Regions from separate parts of the Mus musculus genome. Here all the other regions are linked to region 1. The links are chromatin loops, found by intact Hi-C in ENCODE. Cell type or tissue: left cerebral cortex. All regions are shown on one strand. Links, peaks and the distances in the headings refer to the core of each region. The heading gives the core; the rest is flanking DNA. Region 1 holds the start of Decr2 (2-4-dienoyl-Coenzyme A reductase 2, peroxisomal). Region 2 overlaps Rab11fip3 (RAB11 family interacting protein 3 (class II)). Region 3 overlaps Rab11fip3 (RAB11 family interacting protein 3 (class II)). Region 4 overlaps Rab11fip3 (RAB11 family interacting protein 3 (class II)).

Region 1 (4,481 bases), core at 180-4,179:
AGGTCTGGGTCTCTGCAAGAGAGGATGTGCTCCAACTGCCATGCCATCTCTCCAGCCCCCGTCTTCTATTCTGAGACAGGGTCTCCCTCTCTAATCCAGACTGGCCACGATTCAAGGCAGTCCTGCAATCTCAGCTTCTTCAGTGCCCTTGTTATAGGCTTGTAGCACCATAACCAACTCCAAAATCTCCTTCTCTTCTCTACGGTCACCTTGTTCCCTGACAGAGGGCAGCAGGTTAGAGGCAAGATAGCCCTGGGGTCCCAATCCAGACTTAAACTGGACTCAACCACAGACTCCACCTTTTCCACCTCTCACAGGAACGTCATCCATGCTAGCGATTCTGTGGATGGGGCCCAGAGGGAGATCGAGCTGTGGTTTCAGAGCAGCGAACTGTTGAACTGGGCAGATGGTGGTCACCACAGCAGCTGCTACCCTGCCTGAGGGCTTGCACTGCCTTCTGCACTTCAGGTCTACCCATGACCTACTACCTCTGTCAACAAGAAGTCAAGCCCCCATGCTTCCCATGTCCCCAAACCACTCCCTACTCCCGCTCTACCCAACTCCAGCCCAGGGGAGTCTAAGCCTCAACTCTATGTGCCTTTTTGTATCCTAAGTCAATACAATATTGGACCATGTCCTTGTGTACAAAAGTGCCAGACAACCTTTGGGGCATTGTCAAAGGTGACTTCACCTGCCTCAAAGGAGAGACATTAAAATTTTATGCTTAAAATGGAAATGGTCTACTTACTAGTTCTGCTATCTCAGCACTGTGTGACCTTTCCTGGGAGATATGAACAAATGCTTGTTCACCCCCTCTAGGGCACCAATAACAGACTAGAGTAACAATTCCAACCATTTCCAGTTGGTGAACCCATGAGTTCGTTGGACTGGCTTATGGGACCGTGGATGAGAGATTGGCCACAGAAACATGGGTGACCTCAGGACAGCCGAGTCACTGAAAGGTCCCCCTGCCCCCAGCATGGGCAGTGACAGCAAGCCTGATGGGATCCTGCTTTCAGTTTACCTACCTCCTACAGGGGAGTAGAAAGTCCTAGGTGAGGAGTTAAGGCCAGTGTATAATGCCGATCCTGGATTACTACTCCCCTAGTCCCAGCTACCACCGTATTCTACTTATTTCATTGGCACGACTACAGGGCCAAGCTATAGGTCACCAGAGCAATGATGCACCATGATGTCCCATAGTCATGACAAATGTGGAGGAAATTGCTTTACTCAAGCACTTTAATGAGTGTTTTTATGCATGGTATAAAACATTAGGCCTGAAGCTTAGAGCTTTGAGTAAAGAAAGGAAGGATCCCTCGACTTTGGGTAAATGCAAGAACCAAGCAAGAATCCAGGGCCCATGAAATTGAGAATCCAATTGGGGTTCTTTTGCGGGCGCTGGTATAGCTCCTGCCCATCTGATTTGTCTGAGGATGGCAGTAAAGAATAGACCGGACCTGAGGCTTCTTCAAGGCCCAGTGAGCGAGCCTTCAGTAGGAGTACACACCAGTCTTTGTGGGTATTGTGTATCAGGTCTCCTGAAGTTGGAACAGCAGAGCCTAACACTCCAAGGGCTACTCTCATCTCTCCCTCAATGCAACCCAGGCACAAAAGAGTATCCTCCACTCCCGACCTGATGCTGTCCATGATGACCACCACGGCCTGATGTCCATTTATGTTCACATTGACACATGTAAGTCACATCTCACCCCGGATCCCAGAGTCACTGATTCAGTTGCAGGTACATCATGACAGCTTCTGTGGCTAATTTGATAAGTCATTTCACTCTTTGACATCTAGACAATGGAACCCAGTTCTTGGTTCTCTGAGTTTCAGTGCAGTGATTCTTGCCAGCCAGCAAGAGGTTCACTCTGGACTTTCCACCCGGGTTAGCCACGAGAGGGAGCTATTGGGTTTGCAAGCTCCAGATTCTCTGCACTGGGAGGTAGTGTCCAAGAGCGGTGTTCATCTGGAGTTCCGACTTCCACAGCTGATAGCACGCAGCCCGGCCAGCTTGGGTATATGGACTAAGTGGCTGCACAGACACCAACTGGGAAAGGAACCGGGCATTTAACTGGCTGGAGCGTCTCTGGGCCTCTGTATCAGTGCCTCCTCCCATTCTCAGTCCCAGCAGGCTGCGCGCCACCGAGGGCGGGGTGTCCGCCTGGTCGAGTGGGAAGGGCTGGAGGCTGGGAGTTGCGGGAGGGTCTGTGATAGGAAGGCTTGAAGGGCCCAGGCACCTTTTTGGGGTGGGGCGCCCCTGTCCCACCCCCGTCTGATGGGCGGCTTGATGTGGGGGCAGAACTTTGGTCCTGGATCTTTCTGGGCGGAGCGAGCAACCTGCAGAACGCTGCGTTTTGCGTTGGAAAGGTAGATCTGGTTCCTGGTTCCACTGTCCTTGCCATCCCGGACACGCAGCAATCATGGCCCAGCCGCCGCCCGACGTTGAGGGGGATGACTGTCTTCCTGAATACCACCATCTCTTCTGCCCGGATCTTCTCCAGTGAGCTAAAGCAGGGAACCAGGGGGCGATCCAGACTTGGGGCACAGGGTTTAACGAATCTGCCACTGGATGTGACATCACAGAGGACAGATGCTCAGTACTCCGTTCCTGGGCAATCGTAGACCTGAAGTTTCTTGGGGTTCTGGAAGAATGGGATGAGGGACTGAGGGTGGAAGCTGCTCACTTTGTTTTGTTTTGTTTTAGAGACAGGGTTTCTCTGTATAGCCTTGGCTGTCCTGGAAGTCACTTTGTAGACCAGGCTAGCCTCGAACTCAGAAATCCGCCTGCCTCTGCCTCCCGAGTGCTGGAATTAAAGGCGTGCGACACCACGCCCGGCGCTTGCTCACTTTTGAAAACAAGTCTCTCTTGGTAACTTACTACGCAGAAAATTTTAGGCTAAATAAACTCCTTCACCTCCGAACTTCTAGGGAGCCTAAAAATAACCGACTTTAAAGATTGCAGTTTTATGGCTGGGGATTTATGTCTTGCAAATTCATTGAGTACCTGTTTAGCAGGAGCATGTTTTCCTTCATAGCGAAACTGGGTAGAAGTTCATGGAGTGAAAGTTCTCCACGGGCCGCTTATCTATTTGAGCTTGAGTTAACAGAGATCTATCTATCTAAAGCTCTTCGAGATGAGGTTTCTCTGTGAAGCCCTGGCTGTCCTAGAACTCTCTCTGTAGACCAGGCTGGCTTTTAATTCTTGGTCCCCCTGTCTCCACTTCTCACAGGCTGGAATTACAGGCATGCATCCCCCATCAAGCTAAAACATGGTTTTCAAAGAAGAGTTTAGGGACTAGAGAGATGGCTGAATAAGTTCAGAGCACTTACTGTTCTTGCAGGAGACCCAGCATTGGTTCCCAGCATCCACACGAGGACTCAACTCTCTGTAGGCACACAGGCAAAACACTCATACTGGTAAAACAAATAAATATTTAAAAATGACTACATTTTCTTGTTTTTGAAGGGACAAAGTGGCCTTTATCACAGGTGGTGGTTCTGGGATTGGCTTCCGGATCGCAGAGATTTTCATGAGGTACACACTACCGGAACCCTTCCTGCCACCTTACGTCCCTTTGTCTGGATCTTGGTGGATTTGGGGGAGTGGTTGAATGCTGTCTTGGGGAGAGGTCAGGACCTTTGTGGTCTCCTAGAATTAGTTGAGACTGTGTGTGACTAGCCTCACAGCCTCGTACGTTGACGGGGTGCTGCTGATGTGGGAGAAGAGTGTCCCTTGGACACAGGTTTTGTGACCTCATTGAGAGGATTAGCAGCTCGATACCAAAGCTGGTGGAGGCTCAGAATTGTGGAGGTGGAGGTAGAAGAACCCTTCTCCAGTCTTCCCCAGCACTCAGCTTTTCACAACTGGACGTGAGTCCCACAAGAATCGACTGAGGCTCCAAGTAGTAGATTATTATTCAGAGCTGGTGGCTTTATGAAGTTTCTTCTAGTAGAACAAAGCCCTGTCTATTCAGAGTCGGGAAGATTAAATAAGCTGGTGTAGCTTCTATGAAAACCTGTGGAGCAGGTCATAGACACTGTTGTCACCGGGTGGCTCCCCCTCTCAAAATGGGCTCCTGTTCTTCACTCCAGTGTCCCAGCAGGGCCCTGCACAGATATGGGATTGACACCAGTATCCCACTACACCCTCTCTGCCATGTACATGGTATCTGAGGCAGGGTACCCCAAGCCAGAGACACACCACAGACACCTAGGAGTGGGCAGCCATGGCATCCAGAAGTCTGTCTAGACTTACACAGTTGTGCCTGCTGCCGGTCAGGCCAAGAAACTAAGAAACTTGGGGGAGTTCCTTCTGGAGTAGTGCTTGCTGGGAGCCCCCCAGGGTTTGTCCCTCATCTTTTCTTCTCAGGCCTACTATCTGGTTTTATAGGCATGGCTGCCACACTGTCATCGTCGGCAGGAGTCTGCAGAAAGTGACCACGGTGAGAAGAAAGCTGTGGGGAGGAGTCCTGAGA
Region 2 (4,481 bases), core at 232-4,231, 60 kb after region 1:
CTTTTCTGTGACAGATTGAGCTTCATGATTCAGCCCCAGCCTAGGCCATGAAAAGTGCTCAGTGGGACAGTCCCCTGCCTCAGCCATTCTGCCCGGCACTGGAGGAACTGCCCAGTGTATCTGATTAGGGCCGTGCCTTACTTTTCTGCTTCTGTACTTTTGGGGTTTCATTTACTTGCGATTAGGAAGACACAGTGAGAGACTAGAATGAGAGGTGAAGTCAGAGATGGTTTTTGAATCATTTTGTAGCATTTAGAAGAGAGACGTCACACATCTCCAGTGGTGTTCTCTTCAGGTCTCACTGTAATGTACTGTGCAGCTATAGCCAGCCTGGATTGCCTGTCAGCCTCACTCCATGGGCGAGCAACACAGCAAACCACACAATATATTGACCCAGTTTGCAGGGAAGCGCAAGACGCCTGCTGTCACAGCCACAGGCACTGTTCCAGGAATAGAATGAGACAGGCAACTGTTACAAATAGGCCAGGACTCTGGTTCTTGTGCCCCTACTTCAAGTTTCCACTTAATAGCGAGCTGTGGTGGTGTGCACACCTACAATCCCAACATTCAGGAGGCACAGACAGGTGGATCTCTGTGAGTTCAAAGCCAGCCTGGTCTATATAACAAGTTCTAAGGCAGCTAGGGATACATAGTGATATCCTGTCTCAAAACAAAACAAAAAAAATTCCACATAAAGACACACAGGCGGGCTGGTGAGATGGCTCAGTGGGTAAGAGCACCCGATTGCTCTTCTGAAGGTCTGAAGTTCAAATCCCAGCAACCACATGGTGGCTCACAACCATCTCACAACCATCTGTAACGAGATCTGACTCCCTCTTCTGGAGTATCTGAAGACAGCTACAGTGTACTTACATATAATAAATAAATAAATAAATCTTAAAAAAAAAAAAAAGACACATAGGCAGGAAGATCTCAAGCTTAAGGCCTGCCTGGGCAACTGAGAGAGACCCTGTCTCAAAGTCAAAAAGCAGGGCCAGAAAGAGGTCCCAGTATTAAGAGTACTGCGTACTCTTCTAGTAGACCTGGGTTCAGTTCCCAGAACCCACATGGCAGCTCATGACCATCTGCAGCTCCAACCAAGAGGCTCTAACACCCTCTTCCGGCCTTTGTGGGCACCATGCATGCAAGTGATGCCTGCCAACAATATATATATAAAAATATAAAGGGGCTGGAGAGACGGCTCTCGTTTGGGTCTCTGCATCCATGGCAGGCAGTTTTTGGCTGCCTCTAACTCTAGCCCAAGGGCTTCAGTGCCTCTTCCAGACCCCACAGTGAAGTTATAATTATGTGGATAAATGCACCTATATTCCCCTTTCTCTTTATATAAATTTAAGATTGGTTGTATATTTATATTTTATCTCATTAAGGTATTATTTATTACTAAGCAAAAATAGTACCTTCAAGGAAAAAAAAGTGTCATCTTGGATGTTTACAAGTGAGTATCTTATGATCAGCAGGGGGTCTGCCCTGACTTCACATGCTGGTCTAGAATTACAGAGATCTGCCTGTCTCTGCCACCACTGCCCTGGTCAAACATTTCACCTCAATTCCAAATCATCCTTAACTTTTTAGAAAACAACACATTTGAACTGTAGAGACATTCTGAATTTACATAAGATCTTTAAAATTTTCCTATTTTTGAGTAATGCCAAACAATAAAAATACCCTTTGTATTTTCTGTTATTGGGTAAAAACGAAACATTCGAGCAAGCATCAAGCAAAGAAACAAGACAGTTGTACACTTTTGGGCCAGTGTGTTGTGTCCTGCTGTAGCAGTGAACCCTGTGCATAGTCAGGTGGTGCTGCCCAGCGCTGGCTGACCCTTAGCAATAAGAGCTGACGTCTCACAGCCAGAGCGCTCTGAGTTACAGCTGCCGTCAGTTTCCTTTCTTCTTTCAGGAAGAGCCTTTCTCTTTCTCTATTTTTACTGCTGGAATTTCACATTCCATCACTCAGACCCCTCCTTACCTAGGTCTGCTTAGAGAGGGCACAGAAAACAGTAATCATCTGTGAACATGGTTTTTTTTGTTTTTTGTTTTTTTTTTTGTTTTTTGTTTTTTGTTTTTTTGAGACAGGGTTTCTCTGTGTAGCCCTGGCTGTCCTAAAACTCACTTTGTAGACCAGGCTGGCCTCGAACTCAGAAATCCGCCTGCCTCTGCCTCTGCCTCCCAAGCACCATCGCCCGGCATCCATGAACATGTTATAACTAGTTCTATAATGAATAACAGCTAAAGCAGAAATATACAAGACCCAAGCGACTTCTGCTGTGCTGTTGCATGTTCTTTTAACATGGAAAATATTTTTCCCTTTAATTTCTGCATCTCTTCTTAAGACTTCAATTTACCAGTTGTAAACTTAATGCCTTATCAGGTCAGATGCCTGGATCCTTTTTTTTTTTTTTAAAGATTTATTTATTTATTTAATGTATGTGAGCACACTGTAGCTGTCTTCAGACACACCAGAAGAGGGCGTCAGATCCCATTACAGATGGTTGTGAGCCACCATGTGGGTGCTGGGAATTGGATTTCTGGAAGAGCAGTCAGTGCTCTTAACCCCTGAGCCATCTCTCCAGCCCTGCCTGGATCCTTGTTGTAGCTCCGGGAAGATGTTCCTTCTGGACTTGTGTGTTTGCAGGCACCTGAAGCCAGCACGTGTCTGTGATGGCGAGCCTTGCCCCCATGGTTCAGTTCAGCCTTCTGCTGGTGCTGGCCAGGCCTTTCCAGCTTCTGCTTACCATGCTTCTGCGTCTGCGACTGCGTCTGCGCACTTCAGGCCGCAGCTTCAGGCCTAGGTGCTCTGGTGTGCTTGGGAGAAGTGGCAGCTGTTGTGCTCTCAGACTTTGGTCTGCTTTCATTCTTTTTTAAATAGACCAGGCCTCTTGTCTGGCTACCCTGGCCCCCATCCCAACCTTTTCCCCTGCACCTTTTCAGGCTGTAAGCTTGGGTTCCAGTTGTCTCACATTGGGTACCAATTGTAGATGAAAAGATTATTATGTTCTGTATATACTAATTAATGCTGGCAATTAATACAACAGCAATTATTCCTTAACCAACTTTTCCCCAAATAACCACACAGAGACCTTTTAATATTTGAAAGCCTTAGGCATTAGCTGGGCAGGCTCTCAACTAGTTTATCTAAGTTAACACAAACACCTAGCCCCATCCGGCTCTGTGGCTGGCTAGATCTTTTAGACCTGTGATCAACTCTCTCTCCTCTCATGTCTCCTGGTGAAAGACTTTCTCCTTCTTCCCAGGGTTCCTTCTGCCGCCTAGGAAGTATAATCTGCCACTTCCTGCCCAGCTAATTGGCTATCAGATTTTTTTATTAAAGCCAATCAAAGAATGCCTTAGGTAGGTGAGGAAGGACAGTGACACAATTTCACACAGGTTGCCCTGACACTACAGGCACCTGTACACATACCTACCTACAGACACACTTAATTTTTTTTAATAAAAAAATTAAAAAGAAGAGGCAAAACCAATTTAACATTTTTTTTTTTTTTTGTTTTCAAGACATGGTTTCTCTGTGTAGCCCTGGCTGTTTTGGAACTCACTCTGTAGACCAGGCCGGCCTCAAACCCTGAGATCATCCTGGCTCTGCCCCCCAAGTGCTGGGATTAAAGGCATGTGCCACCGTACTTGGCAGACACTAGTATTTTTAAAGAGACTATAAACTTGCCAGCCACATTTACATGTCCCTCTGGACACCATGTGGGTGGGTGCGCATAGATGATTTGCATGCCCCAGACTGCAGACACATTCATGGATCTACCGTGCTTGGTGGGTTTTAAAATTTCAGGTTCCTAATTTCAGTTTTGGAGTCTGAAGCAAACTTGCTAACATGGCAGTAGGAAAACCTGCTAGAAATGTCCCAGCCTTTCTGCCTGACTGTCTAGGATAAGGGGACTTTCCCTCCTGATTCTGGAAGGTTCTGTCTGTGGCAACAACCAGCTGTGTTAGAAGCCGTGGCATATGTGGCTTTCCTGGAGCTCTCCTGGACCAGATAATGCAGGGCCCACAGCTTGAGGTGGCAGAGGCCGGGTGTGCCTGGGCTGCAGGCTCCTCCCCTTTTCCATTGTCCTGCTTCCACATGCACAGCTATGCAGAGGACCCGTGATTCTTATTAAACTATAAACATGTTGTGTAATGTGTGTGTGTTAGAAAAGGACATCAGATCCCTTGGGACTAGAGTTACAGATGATTGTGAGATACAGTGTGGATGCTGGGAATCGAACGAAATTTCTCTGGAAGCACAGCTAGTGGGTCTTAACTGCTGAGCCATCTCTCTAGCCCCCAAACCCACAGGTTTTTGGAGGCAAGGTCTTTATATGTGCCTCCAAATCCACAAGTTTGTTTGTTTGTTTGTTTTGTTTTTGTTTTTAAGGCAGGGTCTTTTTCTTTCTCGCTGGCTGTCCTGGAACCACTATGAGGAACAGGATCACAGAAACCCACCCACATGTG
Region 3 (4,481 bases), core at 156-4,155, 49 kb after region 1:
ACACACTATTATTAGACACTGTTCTATTGCTGTGAAGAGACACTGCGACCAAGGCAACTCTTATTAAAGAAAGCATTTAATTGGGGGCTGGCTTACAGTTTCAGACGTAAGTCCATTATCATCATGGTGGGGAGCATGGCAGCAGGCGAGCCGCTGAGAGTTGTACATCCAGATTCTCAGGCAGTGGGGCGGGGAGTGGGGGGGAGCGAGCGAGCGAGCGAGAAAGAGAGAGAGAGAGAGAGAGAGAGAGGCAGGCCCTGTTATGGAGTTCTAAAACCTTAAAGCCCACTCCCAGTGACACACTTCCTTCACCAAGGCCACACCTATATTATCCTGGAGCAGGTGGTAGGTGGGGGTGGGGGTGGGGTCTTCCTATTTAGACCACCACAACTGCTCACCGTGCTGAGGGATTCCTCTGTAGTCATCACTACACTCTCAGCCCAAGTCTCTCCTTAGCCAGGGTTCACCCTCCATCTGTTCCCCTTCCCTCATTTTGAAATTTTATTTATAGAGTACATATCCATATAAAGAGGGGAGTAGTGGACCCTTCCCAGCCTTGCAGCTCTGTCATGCAAATTCAGTTGTGTCTGTATTTACCCACATGTACAATTTATATATAATTTAATATTTAATATTATATATTTATTAATACACATATCTAATCTGTTCTAAATATTCAGTTACGACTTAATCTTAGATAAATAATACTAATGTATTTAGAAAATATAGATATTAAATAGAAAATATATTTATAAATATAAATATTAAATAATATATATTTATTTAATTTTAAGATACAATGTCATATATATCTGGCCTCCACTCACTATGTAGCTCTGGCTGACCTTGAATTCCTTCTGATCTTCCTGCCTCCACCTCCCAAGTCCTGTCATTAAAGATCTGTAGCCCCAGTCCTGGCTGGGCACGAAACCTAGGACTTCTGAATGCTAGGCGAGCACTCTACCATGAAAGCCCAACTCCTGTTCCAGAAGTCTGAAATAACTCCACATATGTCAGTAAGTGTATCTAGACACCAGTGCTCTAAAATATTGCCAAGTCTATAACCATTAACAGCAGCCCATGTCATCCATAGCCAGTGAATGTTCAAATTTCTAGCTACCTATAGGTGTGTGTTTGAGCACAGGCCCTAGGTAACATGGGCTGTCTTTCTCCCCCTGACAGAGTCTCTCTGAACCTAGAGCTTGCTGATTCAGTCAGCCTGGCTGGCCAGCAATTCCCAGGGTTCCTCCTGCCTCTGATCCAGGCGCTGGAATTATAGGTGTGCACTGTTGGGCTCTGCAGTTTTGTAAAAGGCGGGTGTGGGAGAGCAGACTCAGGTCCCCATGCGTCCGTGGCCAGCCCTCAGTCCTCTCCCTACGGAGCCAGCACCCCAGGTCTTCTCTGTGCTTGTTGGGGTCCATGTCCATGAAAGCACTGTGTGTTTGACAGAGAGTCCTGGTTGTCTTCATGAAATCAGCAGTTCATTTTCTGACTCTGTCAAACTTCTCAAAGGCTGAATCTGGGTCCCTAGGATGTGGTCAGCTGTCCCTTTTTTGCTCTCTTTGCTTCTTCTTGCTTGGCTGCAATATCTGGCTCTGGGTCCTAGCTCTGGATTCTTGTTTAAGGAGGGGAGGTGGTGTCAGTAGGGTCAGGCTATCGCCACCTGCTGGTGGTGCTGTGTTGTGTGCTCAGGACAGGCAGGCCGATCCTTTTTGTTTAACTGGCTTTCTTTCACACAGTGACTCATCTCCTAGTTACGCCCGAGCACACCTGATGTGTTTGTTTGTTGTCACATCTGATGTGCTTGCTGTTGCAGTTGTCAGTCTGCAACCTACTTTTTTTTTTTTGAGACAGGGTTTCTCTGTATAGCCCTGGCTGTCCCAGAACTCACTTTGTAGACCAGGCTGGCCTCGAACTCAGAAATTCGCCTGCCTCTGCCTCTCAAGTGCTGGGATTAAAGGCGTGCGCCACCATGCCTGGCGCAGTTGTCAGTCTGAATTCTTGTTCTGAAAGGTTCTGGAAGGAAGCCTCTCCACATTGCCTCCTGAGTCCTGCTGTTGCGTCACAGCAGTTTTGGATAGCTGCTCTGTTCTCAGCTGTGTTGCTGGGCTCCACACTCAGCTGCCGCAGTCCCATAGTCACACAGTAGCTCCTGCTTCTTCAGAAACTCCACAGCTGGGGGTGGGGGGTGGGGGGCGTCCTTCCAGGCCTCCTCATGCTTTAGTAGTAGGTTTCTCTCACACAGTGCTCTTGAAGGAACTCCAAGCCATGACCACAGCTACAAAACTTAACCATAGTCCCTCCTGTCCCCTTCCCTCATCTCCTCCCTCCCTCTCGTTCCCTCCTCTCCCTTCCGAAACAGTCTTTTAACCAGATTGGCCTTGAATTTGCTCCATAGCCGAGGGTAACTTTGAACTCCTGGTTCTCCGAGTGTTGGGATTTCAGGCGTTCTCTCCCCACGTCCACAGTTGGTTCCACTTTTGATTTTTTTCTTTTGTTTCTTGTTTCATTAACTCTGTTTTGTTTTCCTAATGCTGGTGATTGAACTCAGGGCAGGGCCTTGACATACTAGGCGGGTACTCTAGCACTGGGCCACACTCCCAGGCTGCTTTTAAAATTAACTCATTCTATTTAGTGCATGTCCCCCAAGTATGCACACTTACGTGAGTGTGCGCATTCTCAAATATTCATATGTCCCATGGTGTGTGTGTGTCCGTTACAGGACAACTTTGGAAACTGACTGTCTCTGCTCCCCTGCTCTACAGGTTAACTCAAGTTGTCACACCTTGTGTTCGAGAGCCTTCACCTCCTGAGCCGTTTCACTAGCACATCTTTTTATTTCTGTACAGGGTCTTAGTAAGTTGCTCAGGCTGGCCTTGAATGTGTGGTCTTCTGGCCTCTGACTCTGCTGTAGCTGTGCTTACAGGCCTAAGCTCAGCTTTTTTTTTTCCTTCCCCTTTTAAATACATTCTCAATTCATAGTGCCACTACAATTCAAACTCAGGATTGTGCTGTGCTGTGAGTGTCCTCCATGGTGCAGAGATAAATCTTGACAGAGCCCTTGTGGAAGTTGTCCCTCTGCTCTGGCCTATGGAGGGGATAGCTCTCACCAGACACTTGATGCTGGCACCACCATCTTGGGGCTCCAGGCTAGAATGTGAGAAATAGGCTTCTGTTCTTATCGATCACACAGTCTGCAGTACATGGTGTTTTTAGTCATCTTCTGACTCTCTCTCTCTCTTTCTTTCTTCCTTTCCTTTCCTTCTCTCTCTCTCTCTCTCTCTCTCTCTCTCTCTCTCTCTCTCTCTCTTTGTCTTTTTCAAGGCAGGGCTTCTGTGTAATAGTCTGACTGTTCTGGAGTTTGCTTAGTAGACCAGGCTGGCCTCATGCTCACAGAAATTCACCTGGCTCAGCCTCCTGGCTATCCTGGAACTCACTCTGCAGACCAGGCTGGCCTCAAACTCAAAAATCCGCCTTCCTCTACCTGGGATTAAAGGCGTGCACGTCCACTGCCTGGTTTTTAACCCTTTCATAAAGGACCGTGGTTCTTAGCAGCACTTGGAATGCTGGGCTTACAGTGTCTGTCATTGTGAGAGCTATTGCTCTCTCAACCTCAGTGTAACCTAGCTCCTCTACAGAGTCACTCGATTTCTGTGCAGCTTGAATTTCTTATGAATTCTTCCCTTTGAAGTTCAAGACCTTCGGAAACATGCTAGGCAGGTACTCTTACACAGACTAAAAGTTGTGGAGAGGGTCTTTGATGTATTTAGGTGCATGCGCACACACGCGTGCACACATCACGTGTTTAAGAATTCCTCAGAGGACAAAAGATGGTATCAGATCCCCTGGGGCTGGAGTTAGAAGTGACTGTGATGGACCTGATGTGGGCGCTGGAACCTGAATTAGGGTCTCAGGTTGCTGATCCTTACAATCAGTAAGGCCTCGCTTGACCTTTGTTTTGTGTTTGAGACAGGGTTTCTCTGCATAGCCCTGGCTGTCCTGGAACTCATTCTGTAGACCAGGCTGGCCTAGGACTCAGAGCTCCACCTGCCTGTCTGTGCCTCCCAAGTACTGGGATTCTTGTGCCAATATGGTCTGTCTGTGTGCATATGTGTGAGAGAGAGGCGGGAGACAGACAGGCCTTTAATCCTAGCATATTGGAAGCAGAGGCAGGCAGAGCTCTGTGAGTTCGAGGCCAACTATAGGGTGAGTTCTAGAACAGCCAAGGGTCACACAGAGAAACCCTATCTTGAAAAACCAAAAAAAAAAAAAAAAAAAAAAACCCAACCAAACAAAAAAAAAAACAAAAACAAAAACAAAAAACCCAAACAAGGGCTGGTGAGATGGCTCAGTGGGTAAGAGCACCCGACTCCTCTTCCGAAGGTCCAGAGTTCAAATCCCAGCAACCACATGGTGGCTCACAACCATCCATAACAAGATCTAACTCCCTCTTCTGGTGTGTCTGAAGACAGCTACAGTGT
Region 4 (4,481 bases), core at 278-4,277, 78 kb after region 1:
CTTGAGTTGCGGGCTACCCAAGAGCTATATAGTGAGACCCTGTCTCAAAACAACAATAATAATAACAAACACTTTAAAAGGTTGACTGCTCAGTGTGTACAAGTCCTAGGTTCTAGCCCCAGTACTACAAAAAAAGTTACTGAAAGACGTAATTGTTTATCTGTTAAATTTTTTGTTTTATATTTTCTGTTTGTTTTGTTTTTGAAGACAAGATTTCTCGGCGTAGCCCTGGCTGTCCTGGAACTCACTCTCTAGACTAGGCTGGCCTCGAACTCACAGAGATCTACCTGCCTCTGCCTCCCAAGTGCTGGTATTAAAGGCATGCACCACCATCACCCAGTGCAAGTTGTTCTATTTCTTTAGACCTTAGTAGATCCAGGAAGGGAGTACACAGGTAAGAAGGACAGCTGTGACAGCACGGGATCCTACACTTTTACTGATGTCCAGCTGCTAAGACTGGCCACGTGTGTGAGCTTCATGGGTGTCAAACTGAAAGCCACAACCCTGTTGGAGTACTGTGGTTTGAACCAAAAGGGCTGACTCTACTGACAGCTCTTAGCATGGTCTGTCACCTTATTGTCTCCCTTATACCCCTTTGAAGTGATGGCTTACGTAGCAGCTCACTTCTTGGAAATGGGTCTCACCTGTTTCTGCTTCTGTTCTGTTTTAGCAGTGTGGCTCCTGCAGTGATGGAGCTCAGACCTGTGGCTTGTCGAATAGTACGCATCTCATCAGGTGCCTGGGTGCCTGTGGCCGTGACTCAGAATTGCTTCTGTCTTTTGTAGATCCCGCCCCCACAGCCAAGCTGTCGTCATGGTGATTGGCAGTGAGGAACATTTTGAAGATTATGGTGAGGGCAATGAGGCAGAACTATCCCCGGAGACCCTCTGCGATGGGGACGGCGAGGACCCTGCTTTTCTCACCCCCAGGTGACACCTTGCACTGTCATGATCTACTCCCTCTCTACACCTAGTGCTGGGGAAGCCCCTCTGTTGGGCCTTGCTGGTCAGGAGGCTTGCTTTGTCTGTGTAGCTAAAACCACACAGACAAGTTCTGAGCCTGTCTCAGAGTGAAGTCTAGCTGAGATCCTCTTGTCTGTCACTGATTACTCTATGGCCTGTGGCTGGTTTTGAGGGACACTATAGAATCATAAGCCAGCGGGCTGGTGAGATGGCTCAGTGGGTAAGAGCACCCGACTGCTCTTCCAAAGGTCCAGAGTTCAAATCCCAGCAACCACATGGTGGCTCACAACCATCCGTAACGAGATCTGACTCCCTCTTCTGGAATGTCTGAAGACAGCTACAATGTACTTACATATAATAAATAAATTTAAAAAAAAAAAAAAAAAAAGAATCATAAGCCAGGCCATATGTGCTAATATTGGCCAAGTTTTCTGAAAAGTTCTCAGCTATGATATCGAGTAGGCATGATGAAGATGCTCACTCTCTTTAAGTTGTGCCTCAGGACATTGACTTGTGTGCTCACTAGACCCTGCCTGGCTTGTCTGAAGGCCCAGGTAGTCCCTCCTGAGCTTTCCATCTAAGGAAACCACTGCCTCTCAGTGGGGCCTGGACCTGTCTGGACAGCTCTTCCATATTGCCAACATCTCCTGTTTGCTTTCATGTTCCTGAATTTTGTGATGCTTTTGTGTCTACTTCAGCTCGGTTACCATGACAGCACAGACATGTGGAACCAGTGCTAGGAGGGCTACCTGTAAGCTTCACCTGGGCCTCCTGCTCATATACCACCTCAAAGGTGCACTGGCTGTGAAGTGGGATCTCTGAGTGCGTCCTGGGCACTCAGTCCTCCTTCGAGGAGTCCTAGGGACTTTGAGTTGAAGTAGTGGACTTATTCCAGAATTTGGCATTTGTGCATCCATGTGGCAGTCTCTCCTGTTTGTGAAGTTTGCCCCATCTCCTGCCTGGTGTTTTTAATCTAAATTGTAATTTCCACACTACATTTTATATATTCCTTTCTTTCGGAAGTTCTTCAATTGAACTTCCAGATCAGCTTCCCATGGCCTGTGGGTCCTACCCTAGGGATGAGGTTGCCCAGAACAGATGCATCATGATAGTGCACTAAGAGCTTGTTGAATTGGAATCATGGGAGTTGAGCCCCAGCATCCCCACAAGGTTGACAGAATCCCAAGTTAGCACGGATCTCAAAAGCACAAGTCTGCCAATGCACCTTTCGTTTGTTTGTTTGAGACAGTAATATCATCTCAAAATGACAGAAACCCAGCAAATAAACTCCCCTGGAGGCACACTTTGATGTCACATTCAGGTGACTTCCACAGGGGATAAGGATACATTGCCCACTATTAAGTGGGGTTCTGTGTTATAGCTCTCACTGGCCAGCAGGGGGCATGTGTCTAGCTGGTGGGTGTCCAGGCTCCCCAGGGTGGTGTAAGGCGGGGCTCATGGTAGTTGCAAGAGCACAGCCAGCACCTCGGACAGTTCATTCCCTTCCCCTGCGTCTGACTTGTGCAGTTAACACCTCCTCCCTGTGCCTGGCAAAGATAACCTAAGCGGGCCTCCTCTCTCTCTCCTGACTGACCCTCTGTCTTTCTAGCTCCAACCCTCTTGCCTCAAAGCTGTGCGACGTCCTCACTGACGAGGCCTTTGAGTTTTACTGTAGCCAGTGCCATAAACAGATCAACCGCCTTGAGGATCTGTCTGCCCGCCTGACTGATCTTGAGATGAATAGGTAACGAGGACCTGGTGTTACCTGTGCTGCCGGAGACTCCCGCTGCAGTGCTGCCCTCTGCTGGGTGCTGTCCGCGGTGCTCCTGCTCTGGTCACCTCTTCTAGCCAGGCACTCTGACATTGGGACTCTCCTGCGGCCCAGCTGTCCCTGCATGCCTTGATCTCGCTAGCTGCCTATGTCCTGTCTCCTTTATGGAGGTGGCTACCTTGTTGGCTGCTGTCCTTGTTGGAGAAAACAATCTAACACGTGAAAGAGGATACTCCAGCACTTTATAAAAATGAGGCACAGGAACCAGAGTAGGGAATTTAAAGATGGGTTTTTGAAATCAAATTTGTTGCTGGGAGGTGGTAGCACACACTTTTAATCCAGCAGAGACAGGCAGATCTCTGAGTTTGAGGCCAGACTGGTCTGTAGAGCGAGCTCCAGGACAGCCAGGGCTACACAGAGAAATCCTGTCTTGAAAAAGTAGGACAAGCCAGGCACGGTGGCGCACACCTTTAATCCCAGCACTCTGGAGGCAGAGGCAGGCGGATTTCTGAGTTCAAGGCCAGCCTGATCTACAGAGTGAGTTCCAGGAGAGTCAGGGTTATACAGAGAAACCCTGCCTCAAAAAAAAAAAAAAAAAAGAAAAAAAGAAAAAGAAAAATCAGGACAAAATTCATGAATAGTTTGTTTCCTGGAATGTTAGTCGTGCTCACCTGTGCTCTGGGGGCCTCGAGTTTGTAGGCAGGGTTGAATTCAGAGGACTTAGCATTACCACTTTACACCTCACGCCTGCTGCTCCTCTGCCTGTGCATCTCTTATCTCTGCCCTTTGTCCCACTGTCTCTGTGACCAGGCCCAACAGAACCAGCATTGCAGCTAAGTTTCCTTGCTGGCTATTTGCAACTTCACATACTCATAGGAAACATCTTTGGGTTCTTTGTTCACCTCAACATTCGCCAGATGCCATTGGCTTGGTGTGAAGAGGGACACGCCCCTGGCTGGGGGACTTTTAGGAGAAGGGTCTGGAGAAGATTAGGCGGTATGTGACGCTACCAATAGCATCTCCTGCTAGGCTTAGGTGGCGAGTGGCCACACAGGCTCCTGTCGGGCAGCACTGTTACTGCAGGAAGGCAGAGCATCTCGGGAGTGGAACACACTTGGAGGTCTGTGAGCGGCTGCCCCTTGCCTGCCCCGCCATTGCAGGACTGGATCTACACCTCCGTCCTGTTCCAGACCCTGTGCCATAACCCGTCGTGGTACCTGTGACTTAGCTTTTTCCCTGTGTTCTGTGCAGCATCACAAAGCTGGAGGCCTTTAACCAATATCCAGTGAAGTAGGATCTTGGCCAGTTGGGAAGGATCAGAGGGAGCCTGCTGGGGTCCTGGCCACGAATCCAGTAGTATCCTTTGAGGGCATGTTTTGGCAAGACTTGAAAATAAAAATCCGGTCTCTGGTGATTCCAGAAACCCGTCCAGTTCCCAGTATAGGGCACACAGGCTTTCCCCTGCCATGCATTCAGTGCTAGGAAGGAGCCAGCTGTGTTCTTCCTGCTGGTGAGCCATCCTGCTATTGATGAGTGAGTGGCTTTGAGTTACAGATATGTTGTAAAGGAAGATCCGTATGTTGCCTCAGTCACTGAAGACGTTTCCAGTGCTGAAAACCTGCCTGGAAGATGATGGTGATCATGCCAGTTAGGCCTCTTGGGGCAGTGTCAGACTAGTATGTGACTCAACATGACCAGTGGGACCTCTCCCGGGTAAAGGCTCTGCAGGTGTAGAGAGACTTTCCTGT

The links. Peaks named below come from ENCODE experiments on the same cell type or tissue, not always from the same donor. Only the 100,000 strongest peaks of a DNase experiment are listed, where the experiment ranks them.
Region 2: it touches region 1 in a loop (2.2-fold over the local background); 15 of 42 quality-filtered maps call a loop at or near these places.
Region 3: it touches region 1 in a loop (4-fold over the local background); 18 of 42 quality-filtered maps call a loop at or near these places.
Region 4: it touches region 1 in a loop (6-fold over the local background); 14 of 42 quality-filtered maps call a loop at or near these places.

Annotation. Positions count from the first base shown.
Region 1 is chr17:26,087,989-26,092,469 of GRCm38, reverse strand. Decr2 (2-4-dienoyl-Coenzyme A reductase 2, peroxisomal) reads left to right here and starts at 2,306. Exons shown (of 9, transcript NM_011933.2): 1 at 2,306-2,506; 2 at 3,473-3,541; 3 at 4,397-4,448. The coding sequence starts at 2,427. Nme4 (NME/NM23 nucleoside diphosphate kinase 4) reads left to right here. Exons shown (of 5, transcript NM_019731.1): 5 at 318-725. The coding sequence ends at 441. In left cerebral cortex, for the core only: a CTCF peak has its summit at 1,905 (motif pointing right); a DNase peak (open chromatin) is centred at 2,004; H3K4me3 peaks cover 1,309 bases; H3K27ac peaks cover 1,103 bases.
Region 2 is chr17:26,027,703-26,032,183 of GRCm38, reverse strand. All of the region lies in intron 2 of Rab11fip3 (RAB11 family interacting protein 3 (class II)), which reads left to right. Among named protein-coding and RNA genes, the nearest start is that of Rab11fip3, 40 kb to the left of the region's middle. In left cerebral cortex, for the core only: a CTCF peak has its summit at 2,508 (motif pointing right); DNase peaks (open chromatin) are centred at 386 and 3,741; H3K27ac peaks cover 1,104 bases.
Region 3 is chr17:26,038,484-26,042,964 of GRCm38, reverse strand. All of the region lies in intron 1 of Rab11fip3 (RAB11 family interacting protein 3 (class II)), which reads left to right. Among named protein-coding and RNA genes, the nearest start is that of Rab11fip3, 29 kb to the left of the region's middle. In left cerebral cortex, for the core only: a CTCF peak has its summit at 1,662 (motif pointing left); DNase peaks (open chromatin) are centred at 1,649 and 2,039; H3K27ac peaks cover 509 bases.
Region 4 is chr17:26,010,222-26,014,702 of GRCm38, reverse strand. Rab11fip3 (RAB11 family interacting protein 3 (class II)) reads left to right here. Exons shown (of 14, transcript NM_001162868.2): 5 at 786-929. Among named protein-coding and RNA genes, the nearest start is that of Capn15, 27 kb to the right of the region's middle. In left cerebral cortex, for the core only: CTCF peaks have their summits at 2,344 (motif pointing right) and 2,774 (motif pointing left); DNase peaks (open chromatin) are centred at 778, 2,441 and 2,711.